2 separate regions of the Homo sapiens genome follow, and region 2 is linked to region 1. The links are chromatin loops, found by intact Hi-C in ENCODE. Cell type or tissue: CD14-positive monocyte. All regions are shown on one strand. Links, peaks and the distances in the headings refer to the core of each region. The heading gives the core; the rest is flanking DNA.

Region 1 (4,380 bases), core at 291-4,290:
CATCAGTTACACACACAAGCTCTCACGCTGTGGCCGTCACAGGGACAGAGCTCCACAGCCCTCTCGTCTCCTCTACCCCAAACGCACTCCCACCCTGCAGGGGAAAGGCAGCCAGGCTAGGGAGCAGGGTCTCCAACCCAGAGACAACCCAAATACCTGCAAAGTTCCAGAGCCCCTGCTCTAAAGTCTTCCACTCAAGAGCCTCCCCCGCCCTGGCCTTCATGAACCCAGTCGTTCTGTTTCCGGAGCTCCAGACACATCACGCCTGCCTTGGGGCTGGGGCTCTGTGAGGAGGGGCAGTGCTCTTCTCCCTGCTGCCTTGTGCCAAGGCCAGTGCCTGGCACAGAGCAGGTGTGCAAAGGGAAGAAGGCCTAAGAGTGCACATCCTTCTTCCTCTGAGTCCCGAGGGAGAAAGGGGTGGGCTAGTGACCCAGGTCCCCATAGGCAGAATTCTGAGGCTCCCATGGGATAACTTGGTGGGAGTCATGCCTCAATAGGACAGAAAGCACCTGGCCCCCTCAGCCCCCAGCTCAGTGTTTTCCTGAGCCCCAAGGCTAAAGCCAGCATCACCTCCCTTCTTCAGCCAGGGAGAAGTGGCTGCAGGCGCTGCCCACCTCTCTCCAGAGCGAGGAGGAAGTCGCGGTTCCGTTGCAGCTCCTTCATGAACTCCTCGTTCTGCAGGAAAAGCGCGATCCTCTCGTCCTCCAGGTACTGCTTCCAGCGGCTCTCCTGGTCTCCGGGCCCTGGCCCAGCCATGGCAGGTGGACATCCCTCTCCACTCCCAGGCTTGGGGCCCCCAGCGTTACCCTGAGGAGGGAAGCGAGCATGTTGAATGTGTACACACAAGGGTACATGTTGCACAAACGTCCACATCCCTCTGGTTGCACACATGCCCTGTCCAACATCCTCCAGCCCTCACCTGAGGCTCACACCTCCTAATGGAACCTGGTTGCGAGCCAAAATCCAACGGACAGGTCAGAGCCATTGCTGCAGGGGACACAGCAGTAGCCTAAAAACTATTTTTCCCCCACGCCACAGACCACCTCATACCTTCATCTACAACCTGAACAGTCCTGAAAACAAATCTGCAGACTGTGGAACAGCCTATACGTCAATTCCCAAACTCAACCCTCTCCCTGCACCAGCAGCCTCAGGGTGGACCTGCCCCGCTGTGGGGCACCTTGGGGCATGCCAACATCTAGCAAGAAGCAGCCTCTGGCCCTTTCCCAAGGGAGGAAGGGGGGTGCTCTGGCCCTCCACCATTGGCCACCCCATGCCCGCCTCTCTCCAGCCTGAGGTGACTGCTGCAGCAGACAGCCTCCTTAGGCTGTCACCTTCCCTGGATAGAACAGGAAACCTCCAGGCCCAGGCAGGAAGTGAGGCTTTCAGTTCAGCATTCCTGCCCTACGAACCCAGGGCAACAGAAATAGCTCAGCCTGGGTTTAAACATCAGGAAGTAAAACTGGCTGGCACAAATTGTGTGGGCAAAGAGAGATGCTGGACAAGCAGGTGGGAGTGGAAGGCGGGGGCGGCCCCTGTTACCTGTATGCTGTCCAGCTGCTGGGGCAGGATGCGGAGAAAGTCATCCGGAAGGTTGCCCAGCAGTGGTGGGTTCCAGTTCCGATAGCGTCTCTGGCTTGTAGGGGCTCCAGAGCCCAGCGCGTCGATACTAGGGGATGGCAGGTGACAGGGAAGAGGAAGTCATTAAGCCCAACCCCAGGTCTCCTGGCCCCATCACACCAGGTCCTCAGGCAGGTCGGATCCTGCTCAGAGATTCCCATGGCCTCCACTGCCTCCAGAACAAAGGCCCGTCACTCTGTCTCATCACTGGAGATGTCTCCACCAGCCTCAGCGAACTCCCCAGCCATTCATGCTCTCCAGTCACTCAGTGCCCTTCCAGGTCTCTGGACCTACAGAGCTGTCTGTCCACGGTGCACATGTGGAACTCTGTGGATTTAGCCATAGATGTTTACAAATGTCCCCTAAAGACAGCAGGGATCGCATCCTTTCATGCTTCTATCCTAGCACCTACACAGTGCCAGGCTCATGGTGCTGAGTGACAGGTATGGTCCAAAGGAACAGACACATAAGCCACCAACAGCACAGCCTGCTGCATGCTGGTTTGCTGAGGAAGGGGCATATGGGGACGCCAGGATCCCTACAGAGGGTAAAGCAGATCTGAGCTCCAGTTCTGGCTCAACCACCAGCCGGCAGGGTAGTCTTAGGTGGGCCCCTGTTCCCTCTAGGGCTCGGTTTCCTTATCTAGAAACTGCTGCCTCCCTGCCCAGGTGCTGGGGAGCCCCTCAGGAGGCCGTGTCCTGAGCAATGTTCTGAAAACGTGCGTGGAGATGTGAGTGTGGAAGGGATCTCGCTCTCAGGGTGCTCTGGGGCCGCTCTTTCCAGGCCCGTTGTGTGTGTGGCAGGAGCTCTGTGCCATGGCAGAGCCAACAGCTGGGCAAGGCAGTAGAGGAAGAGGGGGTGGCACACACCCTCCCTGACCCCCAGGCTCCCGCCCTACCGCCCTGGGCCTGAGGGCAGCTCGGAGCCCGGCCAGGAGGTCCCCACAGCTCCATGGCAGCCTGCAGCGTGGCAACCGCAGGACACGTGTTCCGCTGAATCAGGAAAACGGCACACTGAGAAGGCAGCCGAGGGCCGGGCGGTGGGGGCTGCTCTAGCTCTCGGGCCTGGCTTTGATTTGGTCTTCAGCTCTAGGAATCCCGCCCGCCCCCTCACTGGAGGGGAGCTTTTCCGGGCTGCCGCTGACTATGGAAATAACTTCCTTTCCTTTTCTATTTCGGGCGGGTGGCCGGCGGCGGGGGCGAGGGGAAGGGGCGGGGGCGGCAGCAGAAGGGATAACCAGCTGCTAAGTGCCTGGTGGGAGCTCAGCTCTTGCAGACTGGAGCCAAGGGAACCCCAGCACGCCTCGTCCACCCTCTCCCTGCACAGACACAGGGGGAGAGGGAATGGTCTGGAGAGCAGCTTGCATCACAACCCGGGACTCCCATTCCTAGGCCAAATTTTTTTCTACATCACTGCCACCTTCTGTCACTGTTGGAGGCTTCATTTTTCTCCAAAGGCCAGAGATGGGGAGAGAGGAAGCCTCATCTCTAAGGGACTCGCAGACCACCCCAGGCTACAGCAGGGAGGGACCCTCGCCAGGGGTATTACCAGTTCTTGAGGTCTCAGGGTCTTCATCTGGGACATGGGTGCCCACCCCCAATTTAACCACACCTCGGAGCCACCCAGGAAAGCAGTGGAGGGAGAACCTCAGAGGTGCACCTGGACCCCTCTAGCCATGAAGACTCCAAGTGGAGAAGGGCACAAGGTGGAGGAGGCCCCTGTTCTCAGCTGAGTTTCCTTGCTGCTAGGCCTGTGGTCCTGAAGGAAGGCCAGGCCCAGCCCCCTCCCGGCCCCTTGGCTGGCACTGGTAGAGATGAGGTCAGCCCACAGCTGCGTGAGCCAGGGCACAGGCAGCCCAGGCAACTCCATTGTGGTCGGAAAGGAATGTCAGAAATGAGCTGAGACGCAAATAAAAAAAAAAACTTCCAAGGCTGTAATTTTAACGGAAAAACAGCAGGCGGCCTGTGTGGAAGGGTCCCCGGGGTTTCAGAGACTGTCTTTCAGACAGATGGAGGGAAGGACAGACTGGGGGAGGGGAAGGAGGGAGAAGCTGGGGAGGATTTCCCAGCCCAGAGCCTCTGCCTCTGGACCCCAAAACTGCAACTTCAAGCCCCATCGGACCCCCAGGTTTACCCATGGAACATCAGACCTGATGGAAAGGGATTTCAGACTCAGGACTTCCAGGTAAAATTTTTGGTAAGAACTGGACATTGAGGTCCAGAGGGGGTTCAAGCCATGTCCCAGGACACACACATCATCCAGGCAAAACCTGGGCCCAGGGATTGTGACATTTGAAGCATGCTCCCCGGGGTGGCCCTGCCTCTCTGTGCCCTAGGAGGCCAATACCCACGCTCCCAAACTCTGCCCCATCTGCAGGTTCTCGGCACCCCAGTGACTGGAGGTAGCAGATGGGGGCCAGGCCATTCCCCCACTCAAATCTGATCTCCCTCAGCAGCCAAAGGAAGATTCCTAAAACACGAACCTGATCGTGTCGCTCTCCAGGTTAAGGCCCTTGAATGGCTCCCCGCTGTCTGCAAGAGAAGACGGAAGCTCCCTGGAGGGCCACAGGGCCTTTGATCTGCTTGCCTTTCCAGCCTCACCCGCCGTTAGGTACTTCCAGGAGGTCTCCAGATGAGCCCTCTTTCCTGCCTCCAGGCCTCTGCAAGTGCTCCTTCCTTTGCCTGAGCGCCTCCCTGTCCTCTGCTTCTCCACATTACTGCCAATGTGGCCTTCAGGTCACAGCCTGGACATCAGTTTCTC
Region 2 (4,380 bases), core at 296-4,295, 53 kb after region 1:
AGGCCCCAGGCCTGTACCACAGCCAGGTCCCTCCTGCTAGCAGTTTGGCAAGAAGGGTCCTTGGCAGAGGCCCCAACTCTGGATTAATATTACACCAAGAGAACCCAAACAAATGGCTCCTGACTTTCACGCTCCATAAAGTTCTGAGGCTTAAAATAAAGATGAGTTTGGAGGGGAGGGGGTGTCAACAATAGTCAGCATAGCAGAGCCACAGGATGAAACACTGTACAGCCACTTAAAAGAGTGTTTAAAACCACACCGTTCCATTAAAAATTCTCATTATGTAGTGTTACACCAAAAAGCTAGATTCAAAGGTATGTAAATCAGTAAGATCACAACTAGTTTTTAAAACTTGTGCACATTAAAAAAAAAAAAAAGAACAGAGGGAAATATAACCAAATGTTTTCAGCCGTAGTACTGAAATTATCAGAATGATCAATTTTACTGGAAATTAAACATTTTCCAGTTTTTCTTTAACGAGCATGTAAACTACCCAGGGGGCAAGGGGAACACATTCTGACTAAAATCCGTGTGACTGAGAAGTCAGGATGAAGAGCTGCTGGGATGGAATAAACCCCTCCAGGCAGCCCCGAGCAATGAGATGGGACAGGCACAGCTGTAATCTAGAGGCCCTCGGGCTCTGCTGTGGTCACACCTAAACAAGCAAGCCAGTGCGGTACCCTTCCCAAGGGGCAGAAGTTCTCCAGGGAACATAACCAAAAGCCCATTAGCCCTTAGAGTGCTCTAAAGAAGTTTGGCAAAGACACTGCAGTGAAACACAGCCTGCTCAGGTGCTCTGCCCCAGGCAAAGAGACAGAAGACAGCTGCCGCTGCAGGGTCCAGTGTCCCTGAGAGACCCCCAGCAGACGAAGATCCCTGCCAGTGCCGCCACCCCCAAGCATGAGGATATAAAAGAGATAAGCTTCACCATCTGGGGCACAGGAGCCTCCTGGGAATGCCTGCCTGAATGAGGGAGAATGGCAGGTCCCTAAGCCATGTGCAAATGTGAAGGAGGAAGAGGGTCAAAAGAGAAGGAGCCACAGCAGCTGTCTCTAAAAGAACACTAATTACAGGGCCGTCCTCCCTTACCCAGGCCTGGTACTGCCAGCAAAGATGCTCTCGAGCTCAGCGTTCACCTGACCGCCTGTCCTCTGCCACCTGTGGTTGGCCCAGAGGTGGCAAGGGTGGTCTGGCTGGGGCTGCAGGCCTGATGGCTCCCCAAGCTGGGTGGGGAGGCCCCAAGCCCAGCTTACTGGGAAGTCCTCATCCTAGGGTCAGGGGCCCTGTGCCAGGAGACCCTGGAACATGGGGATAACTAGAGAACTTCCTTCTCTGGAAATGTTAGAGACCCACCAATACTGGAATGGAAAAAGTGACGTATTCATCCCTCAAAGTTGCGAGAGGGGCAGAGTCAAGTGCAGAGGTGAGAAATGCCAGTTCTCCAGGGGTCCCTCACCTGCCACTCATAGCAAGGAGCTCAAGTTCACCATCACCAAAGGTGCCTCTGCATGGCCTCCTGCTGCTGGCATTTTGCTGAGACACTGGAGAGGACCGAAAAAGGCCCACACCAAGCCAAAAAGGTGGGCAGGAGGAAAGAGCATTGGCCTAGCAGTCAGACTAGCCGGATCTTGTCCCCATTCAAGCCCCTTCACCCCCTGAAATAGGTGTGATTCCCATCCTAGATACTACATCAAAACATTTACAGATCGGTGAGAAATGTATGGGATGGGACTTCTAAAAACAACCAAATTCTGGCCGGGTGCAGTGGCTCACACCTGTGTAATGCCAGCAATTTGGGAGGCTGAGGTGAGTGGATCACTTGAGGCCAAGAGTTCAAGACCAGCCTGGACAACATAGCAAGACCCTGTCTCTATTTACAAATTTTAAAATAAAAAATAAATTTAAAGCTGTCAAATTCTAAACAAATGGAAAGTGTGGTTAAGATGCACGGGAAGTCATTATAAAGTGAAGGCATTTTGCTTCTCTTTCAGGACAATATGCAAATTAGAGGCAAAAATATAACCACATCGTTTTTCTTTTCAAACCACTCATGTATCCACCATAAAACAGAGTTATGGGGCTGCTTCTGGAACATAGGAAATGGGGCTCAGCGGCTGGTGCCACACCGGGCCTCTTGGACCAAAGCGGGAAAGGAATGACTCAGACAGGGAAAGGAAGAGACAAAACCAATGAAACAGGAGGAAACGTAGGGAGGTTGGAACCCAGCATCTCTGAGAAAGAGGCCCAGATGAAAGGGAGGCGCAGCTGGGGGAAACAGGCCGGCAATTGTTTGTAGGGATGGCCGGCCCTGCTGCTTTGTGTGTTAATGTAATTAAGGGCTCAGTGGGGGCCAATGTTTAGAATCCTTTAACTCCCTGCCATTCTCACCGAGCGGCTGGGACAGAGAGTGGGGCTGTTATGGAGGGTGCCAATGGGTTTCTGGGCAGCTCACTTAAAAGGGCATCCAGGGGCAGGCGGGCCTGGGCAGCAGGAGGTGAAGCCCTCATTCCAGGGTGCCTGAGAGGCACTTCCTCCTCCTCCCCACTCCCCCCGGGAGTCTCCAGAAGCCCTGCCATTGCCCTGACCCCAGTTAACACTCCTGGTAATTGCTGGGGCTGCTGCAGAAAGCCTAGGGAGAAAGAAAAAAAAAAAAAAGCCAGAGTTAGAGAGAGAAAAAAAAGTCTGCTTCTCCAGTGTTCATTGAGGCTTCCCTCCTGCCCACACCCTCTGGGTTGGGGCATCCAGTTTCAAGGAAGCTCCCAAGGCAGGGCTCTCCATGCCTGAAGCCAAAATCAACAACAGCACATGGAAATTACTGAATAGGAGCAGCTGGGTTTAGCAGGCTTCTAGGAGCCCTGCTCCAAAGCTCCCAACCCCTCAAATTTCCAAGAGGTATGTCAGGGGATCTGCCCCCCAACCCCACTCATCCAAAGAAAGCCTCACATTAACCCACAGCCCAATAACCTGTTGCTCTGCAACAAAGACAGTGCAAGTTCTTGCTACCAACATGAGATTCCTCTGGATGGCAATGGACATTCTGTAGGCAAAACAATTCATGCAATGTAAGCTTTAAAAATATTATCCCATCTAACTTCACAACTACCCTGTAAGGTCGGTACTGTTCTTTCCTCCACTTTATAGATGGGGAAACTGAGGCTTAGAGAGACTAAATAGCTGTACCCAAGGTTAACAAGCCCACAAGTAGCAGAGGAAGGATTCAAACCCTGGCACCCTGACTCCAAAGCCTGTGTATTTAACCCCTAGTCTATGCCACAGGGCACTCAGGTAGTCACTGGGCAGTGGAAACACGCCTTGTGAAGCTTACAGCCTGGCACAAGGTTCTTAGCGAAGGCTCTGTGAGATTTCTGTGAGGTCTATGGAACCCCTCGTCCCAAAAATCGAATGCAATTTAATGTGTTTGTGTGTGCCTATGCTTTTTGGGAGGGGTGTCAAAGTTCTCTTTAGATTATCCACAGGATCTGGGACCGGAAAAAAGCTTAAGAACCTAGGGCCGATGGGCGTGGTGGCTCACGCCTATAATCCCAGCACTTTGGGAGGCCGAGGTGGGCGGATCACCAGGTCAGGAGATCGAGACCATCCTGGCTAACACGGTGAAACCCCATCTCTACTAAAAATACAAAAAATTAGCCAGGCGTGGTGGCGGGTGCCTGTAGTCCCAGCTACTCGGGAGGCTGAGGCAGGAGAATGGCGTGAACCCAGAAGGTGGCGCTTACAGTGAGCTGAGATCGCCACTGCACTCCAGCCTGGGCGACAGAGTGAGACTCTGTCTCAAAAAAAAAAAAAAAAAAGAACCTAGGGCTAATAAGGTAACAACCCTCCGATGCCTTGTGAAGTACATTCTAGAACACAGATCTTCCGATTTGAGTCCTCTACGTTTTCACGCAACCTCTTTGCTATCAAGAAATAGCGAAGAGGGCAACTTGAGTTTCTCCAGAAAGGGAGAATATACTGGCATTCGAGAATTAGAGGTACCTGGCACTGAAAGTCCACCCAGCCTGCCTGGGAGACAGTATCCAGGATATAAACTCGGGGTGGGGGGCGGGAGGGAAAGGGTTAAGAGTCAGGTCCTGTGGGATTAAAGGATTTCCTACTCTGTGTTTATTACTTCTTTCCATCACTTAAAAACAAGTTCCAACATTGTCCCAATTCTGATCCTGGGTTTTACTTGGATCCACACTGAGAAAAATAATTCATTACGGCAGCCCCAAACTATCAGAAATTAGCAGGCGGGGAAAAAAAGTTTCCATTCCATACTAATTTGCCACAGTTTTAAAGGCCACCGTCTGTCTAAAAACAAGGGTGTTCCTTAACTGAGGCCATTGTCCTCATTTCCAGATGCTCCAAGACAGCAAACAATGA

What was found. Peaks named below come from ENCODE experiments on the same cell type or tissue, not always from the same donor. Only the 100,000 strongest peaks of a DNase experiment are listed, where the experiment ranks them.
Region 2: a loop joins it to region 1, with 2.1 times the contacts of the local background. A loop is called at or near these places in 6 of 110 quality-filtered maps.

Annotation. Positions count from the first base shown.
Region 1 is chr17:57,872,049-57,876,428 of GRCh38, forward strand. CUEDC1 (CUE domain containing 1) reads right to left here. Exons shown (of 11, transcript NM_001271875.2): 4 at 1,543-1,669; 5 at 615-807. Among named protein-coding and RNA genes, the nearest start is that of MRPS23, 24 kb to the left of the region's middle. RefSeq lists enhancers at 1,716-2,356, 2,357-2,998, 3,640-4,281, 4,282-4,380. In CD14-positive monocyte, for the core only: no CTCF peak of the experiment used is centred there; a DNase peak (open chromatin) is centred at 2,603; H3K4me3 peaks cover 2,325 bases.
Region 2 is chr17:57,924,756-57,929,135 of GRCh38, forward strand. The region is part of intron 1 of CUEDC1 (CUE domain containing 1); the gene reads right to left. Among named protein-coding and RNA genes, the nearest start is that of CUEDC1-AS1, 15 kb to the left of the region's middle. RefSeq lists an enhancer at 2,457-2,972. In CD14-positive monocyte, for the core only: no CTCF peak of the experiment used is centred there; no DNase peak of the experiment used is centred there.